Regions from separate parts of the Homo sapiens genome. Here region 2 is linked to region 1. The links are chromatin contacts, found by Hi-C or POLR2A ChIA-PET in ENCODE. All regions are on one chromosome and are shown on one strand. Each heading gives the region's core, a stretch centred on a gene start or an enhancer-like site at or near the end of the contact. The rest is flanking DNA. Distances are from core to core; before and after follow the strand shown. Region 1 holds the start of GLI3 (GLI family zinc finger 3). Region 2 holds the start of COA1 (cytochrome c oxidase assembly factor 1).

Evidence for each region. Hi-C counts contacts between places; a loop is a spot of excess contacts on that map. ChIA-PET counts read pairs that join two places held with the same protein, here RNA polymerase II (POLR2A).
Region 2: a map of endothelial cell of umbilical vein shows a loop between it and region 1 (5-fold over the local background). The contact joins the promoter of COA1 here to the promoter of GLI3 in region 1. A Hi-C loop is called at or near these places in 1 of 168 maps with a recorded cell type or tissue (endothelial cell of umbilical vein). POLR2A ChIA-PET finds 5 or more read pairs at or near these places in 1 of 52 experiments (H1).

The regions. Positions count from the first base shown.
Region 1 is chr7:42,235,787-42,238,744 of GRCh38, forward strand. It overlaps GLI3 (GLI family zinc finger 3), which reads right to left and starts at 1,423. Exons shown (of 15, transcript NM_000168.6): 1 at 1,185-1,423. RefSeq lists an enhancer at 1,167-2,148.
Region 2 is chr7:43,728,106-43,731,063 of GRCh38, forward strand. COA1 (cytochrome c oxidase assembly factor 1) reads right to left here and starts at 1,418. Exons shown (of 6, transcript NM_018224.4): 1 at 1,324-1,418. RefSeq lists enhancers at 704-1,433, 1,434-2,162, 1,529-1,728.

The DNA.
Region 1 (2,958 bases), core at 173-2,672:
CATCATTTCAAACTGAAGTGGCAGCTGGAAAATGTGGAACAGCTGGCAAAGAGCTGGGAGAAAATGTTTTACATAAATATATGTACATATAAACTGGCAGAGGGCCATGAGCACTGTACCCAAGGCCAGAATCTACCCGGCAGTCTGCACTGGGGAGATGAGAAGTTGGGGCAGGATGACCAGCGGCGGAGGGAGCCTCCTTAATCCTCTTTCCACGCGGGGTCAGGCAGGGAAGCCTGGGGTGCAGCGCCTCTCGGGGGACGGCATCTTACAGAAGGAGGTGCAATGGGGGACAGGAGCACAAAGTTCAGGAAAGGATAAAAGGCCGGGTGCGGGGTGGAGCGTCCGCTTCGGACAATCTGCTTAAAAGTCGCTTCACAAACTCTGCAAGTTTGGGATCAATATTTACACCCTCTCTGCCTTCTCCCGCCCGTTTTCCCGCTGCTACTCAAGAAAGTAACTGTCCCCTGCTGCTCTGTGTAAACGCGGCACCTTAAATGATTATTGCATGGACCACGGTTACTTTGTGTGTCTGTGCGCGCTGCCCCTGGAAAGGAAAAGAAATAAGAGAATCCCAAATCATATACAGATGGTACAACTTTCACTTTTCCTCTATGACGACGAAGGCGCGCCTCTCTCCATCCGCTCACACCACACCCCCGCCCTCCGAAGCATAGCCCGGGCTGGAGAAGCCCCAGCGGCGGCGGCCCCCGCGGCGGAGGTCCCCGCGCGCACCCACCATGCCTCCCGCCTCCTTCCGCCCATCCCGAGCGCCGTGCGCGCCCGAAGCCCGAGCCGTAGAGCGCCACCGCGCAAAGGAAGGAGCCAGGCGCGTGCGGGGCTCGCGGAGTTCTTCTGAACCCTTTGGATGGGGGCGGAGGCGAGGGGCGCCGCCACCACTGCGGCAAACTTCGTCCCCCCTCCGGGAGGTGAAATTCTCCAATCCGTCTCCGGCCGGTCCGCGGGTCGGACTCTTCGGAAAGGACCTTCCAGGAGGAGGGAGCGAATGCAAGCCTTGCTCGGACGCCTCACCGGCGGCTCTCTAAATCTGGGCGCCTTTTGACAGCCATTTTCACTCCATCCCGTCCCCACGCTGGGGACCACCTCTGGCCCCGGAGGCGCGGGCGCGGCCGCAGGAGCGGGCTGCGGGGTCCGCGAAACAAAGAACTTCGAGCGGGACGTACCTGCGGCGGCAGCGGCTGTCAAGTCCCCGAACTTCCCATAGACCCGCGGACGGGGCGCAGGCTGGCGGCTCCCCGCTCCGCGCGGCCGCGGGCGGCTACGGCTACCGCGAGCGGCCGGGCTGGGCGCGGGGTGCGCCCGCCGCGGGCATGGTGCGGCGCGGGCGGCCGCGGGGCGCGCGGGGAAGGCGGGAGAGCGGCGCGGGTGAGTGGGAGCGGCGGGTGTGCGCGAGTGCGAGTGTGCGAGCGCGCCGGTGGCGCTGCCCCTGCCCGCTCCCTCCCGCTCGTGCAGCTCCGGCATCAGTTTCGGGGATCGTGTAATCCGATCCCTTCTGACTCACAAGCCCTGAGTGACAGTTCTGATTTGGTTCAACCGCGGGAGGGAGGGGAAAGAGAAAGAAAGAAACCCCCAGCCGTACGCCTCTCCTGGCATCCAATCGACTTTCTGGAAAAAGGTCCCATCCCGGCCTGGTGCCCCGTGCTGGGTGGAGAAGCCCCCCGCCCCGACCTGGCACCGCCTGCACTACTCACGGGGTGGAAAAGTTGTCCCTCGGCTCCGCGCTCCCCTCCCGCGCGCTCCCTCCTTCCCTTCTCTCCTCCTCTTCCTCCTCCTCCCCGCGCTCCTCCTCCCCCAAGTTTTAACAGATGTTGCCGGACTCTCCTCGCTCCCTCGCACTCTCTCTTCCTCCGCCCCGGCCCCCGCCCAGTCCCTTTTCTTTCAGCCACTCTCGGGCTCGGAGGGGACGCGCTGAGCAGCAGGACGCCTGCCGCCGCAGGGGGCGAAGTTGGGAAAACTTGGAGTGCTGCTCGCCTTACTTTTGCTTTCTCGCTCCTTCCAGGCCGCGCCGGGAGCCCCCGCTTCTCCCGCCCGCCGGGTCCCCAAGCCCGGAGTGGGTCCCAGCTGCGAGGCGGGCGGCGGCGGCTGGGAGGCGGCGCGTCGCGGGCCGGGGTCGGGGGCTGGGGGGGAGCCCGGGCGCCGCGAGCCACGCGCGCGCTCCCTCCCCGCCCTCCGCCGCCGCCGCCGCCGCCGCCGCCGCCTCCTCCTCCTCCTCCTCCTTCTCCTCCTCCTCCTCCTCCTCCGCCCCTCCCCGGTCTTCACACAGACACATTCATGCCTGCTCCTCCTCTTCCCCCTACTTGACCCCGCGCCCTCCCGGCGCGCCGAAGCCCCACCCACCCGGCGAGGGGAAGGGGGCCCGGGCGTGATGTCACCCGCGCCCTCTCTCTTCTCTCTCCACACCGCCAGGACACCCCCCAAATGCGCGCCCTGGCACTCGTGCTGCGTCCTGTCTGCTCCCATCTTCTCCCACCCAGCCTCTCTTTCTCACTCTTGCTCAAGGGCTGGACTCCCCTTTATTCTTTTAAGGCTTCTCTGATTACCACCGCCCCCCATCCTTGGCTCCCCATCTCCTTGTTTTACATTTTCCCAAAGCCATCCCCGAAACTCCCTCTCGCGGGATGATGCCTTTGGAAGTTCAGGGTTTTTCTCTCCACCGGACTCGTCTGCCCTCGGGGCCAAATCCGCGAAGCGAGGAGGAGCTCCCACCACACAGCCTGCTGTCCCTATGGGCCACTTTATAAAAGACACAAAAACAAAGACCCCAGGCTTGGAGCCTGGTCTCTAACGTGCCGCTTTTCCTTGAGCTACAAAGTGTCTCTGTCCCTGCTTCATTTTCAGAGGCCCATGCTAGTAAAAGTTATTTGGCCTCCTTCCTCGACCATCCAGTCCTTGTTCATCTGCGTCATTTTAATATATCCAACCTGGACATGTAACTTA
Region 2 (2,958 bases), core at 168-2,667, 1.5 Mb after region 1:
CTGGGACTACAGGCTCCCGCCACCACGCCCGGCTAATTTTTTGTATTTTTAGTGGAGACGGGGTTTCACCGTGTTAGCCAGGACGGTCTTGATCTCCTGACCTCGTGATCCACCCGCCTCGGCCTCCCAAAGTGCTGGGATTACAGGCGTGAGGCACCGCTACGTTTTAAATGGTGAACTCTACGGTAGGTGAACTATGTGTCAGGAAGCTGTTTTATTTTTTTAAAGGACTGAAGACTTTTGTTTTGTGTTTTGTTTTGTTTTCATTTTATCCCGTTTTTAAAACAGTGCCTAGCAATATTATGAATTCAATCGATTTTGGCTAAATGCTAGAACAAAAATTAAAACTTGAGTAAACCATATAAAACTTTGCCATATCTAAAGTTATTAAATTACCGTAGACTGGCATGGTGGGAGCATAATATGAGTGTACCTGCAGGTGTGTTTTCCATGAAAGTAGCAAAGACTGAAAAACTCAGCAGAATCAAGACCCTGTAGGCCCTTGAAGTTAGGCTAAGAAATGTGTATTATCCTGAAAGCAACGGGAAGGCCAGGAAGATTCTGAGGACAGAAATAACACAATCTGATATGCGTTTTAAACGTGCAGGTGTAAGCGGAGAGTTGCTACTTCTATCCAAACGTGAGCCACCTCAGAAATAAAGCAATAGCCCTCCGGGGAGAATGGGGAGGAATCAGGGGAAGACCGGAGAAACAGGTTATCAAATTATCAGAATCTCCATAGATTTTTTTAAATTACACAGCATCCACCCCCAAACACACATACAGACTGATAGGCACTGATATATACATAAATACATCCAATGTCCCCTACACAGAAAATCACTTTTGCAGTCAGCCCCTGTTGGGAGGGTTTTTCTGTTATTCAAGTGTGGTGGGGACAAAAAGTATTATAACCACTAAACCAGGTAATTCTTTCCTACAATAATTTGGGCAGCGTACTCCTCAGGGTGTTGAAATTTAGCACTACCAACAAAAGTGCCCAGTCCCAACTCTTCGAGAGGACCCTAACTCTTTACAGTGTGCTGTTGGGGATGGTCAGCAAAAACTGCAGGACAAGGTCAAGGTTAGCTCGACACAGCCTCCTAACTCCGAGCGGACGGAGCCACTGAAGGTTACCAGGTGCCAAAGAAGCTGCGCAGGGAGGCCGCGACCCGGCGCCGGCGCGAACCTCCGCGATGTGACCCGTGAGGGAACTCTCCAAGAAGCAGCGCACCCCGCGCGCAAAGGCGGCCCCCCGAATTGCAGGAACAAACGCTTCTTGCTGGGGGGAAGACGGAGACTCTTATACCGCGGGAGACTAACCTGTGAGCAACAGAAGCACCACGCTACAAAGAGCATGACGAGTTCTTCCAGGCTTGGGAAAGCACGGGTAAATGCCCGCGGTCCTGCGCGCCAGCGGGGAGCAGTAGAGACTTCCGGCGTCGGCTGCTCGCAGGGCTAGAGCGTCGAACCGGGACAACCGGAGGCTTCAGCTCACCTCGGATTGTAAATGCTAACACGGGTCCTCCGGCCGGCTGATCCAGAACTTAGGTCGCCGGGACGTGTGGCTTCTGCTTCTCAGACGCTCGGACTCGCGCCGGGAAGGGTTTCGCCTCCCCTGGTCCCCGCTTTTTTTTTTTTTTTCTGCGTCCGGTTATTGCAAATGCATTCAGTCCAGTAGCACTAGCCCAGGAAATATAAGCCACCGGCTCACGTTGCTCCTCACAGGTATGCGGCGCTTCCGCTGGCCTCCAAGGACACGAAGCCCCGGGCCGTCTGGCCCCCCACTCTAGCACTGAAATTCCTGCCGCCCCGTTCAGCTGACAAATTTGGCAGCACTAAATTTTATTTTATTCGACAAATTAAGTACCCAGTTAACACCAGGGAGTAACGGGGTAAGAAAATTTCAGAAGGCTGGTGGATAATAATAGCATTTACCTCATAAATTTGTTATGAGGATGTGAAGCACTTAGAGTAGTGTCTGGCAGTTTGTAGGCGCTCAGTAACTGTTAGCTGTTATTATTTTTATATTGATTATTCCATAGTCACCACTATTATCACCTTAATGTCAAGCTTGAAATCCAGTATCTTTCCTCTGCGAAGCCATCACTCCAAGACTAATTAACTTTAGACTGGGGCATTCTTCTTTAAACTCTTGCTCACACATCCCTATCAGAAAAAATATATATATATTTACATGTGTCATGTATGGCATTAATATATTATGCATGCTATAAAACTCACAAGACATCAAACTTTTGATGAGGTAAAAACAATTTTTAAACTTTTTTAAAAACTTCTAACAGAAGTTCTTTTCTTCCTCCACAACAATTAGGTTGCCAAACATACATTCTATCACTCTGGAATCCACTAGCTAAATGAGCACATTATCAAAGCAACCTACCGCTGAATTCTGACTTCCCAGAATGTTTCTTTTCCAAAGAATTAATAGAAACTAATCAGATTGTGAAGTGCTCGGCCATAAGGACTATTTAAATGGTTCTTAGAGAAAAAGAAGAAATAAAATAGGCATCCACTGAGTAATATTCATTGATGCAACATTGATTATTGACTTATTACATTTTCAAAGAGATTGAGGTTATAATACCTTACACCAAGCTTAATATTTCAAAGAATAAATCAACTAATAAAAAGCTTATGAGGTTTGGTATATGTGCATTTCATACAACGTTCATGAAAATGAACCCGAGATCAATTAGCTCCCGTTCTGTACCAGAAAGAGAAATATGTTTACTTTGTAAGTAATAAAACATTAAATAGGCTTTTCTGACCATTTGCTTGAAAACTCAGAACTTAACATTTCTATCACTGGACTTAAATCTGCTAAAGTTTTCGTCTAAATTTTACATTAAAAACAAAACTCTATAGTGAATAATGTTACCTATCCAATATTCATTTTCCTCTAACTCCTTTGTACCAAAATCCTTATTTTATTCA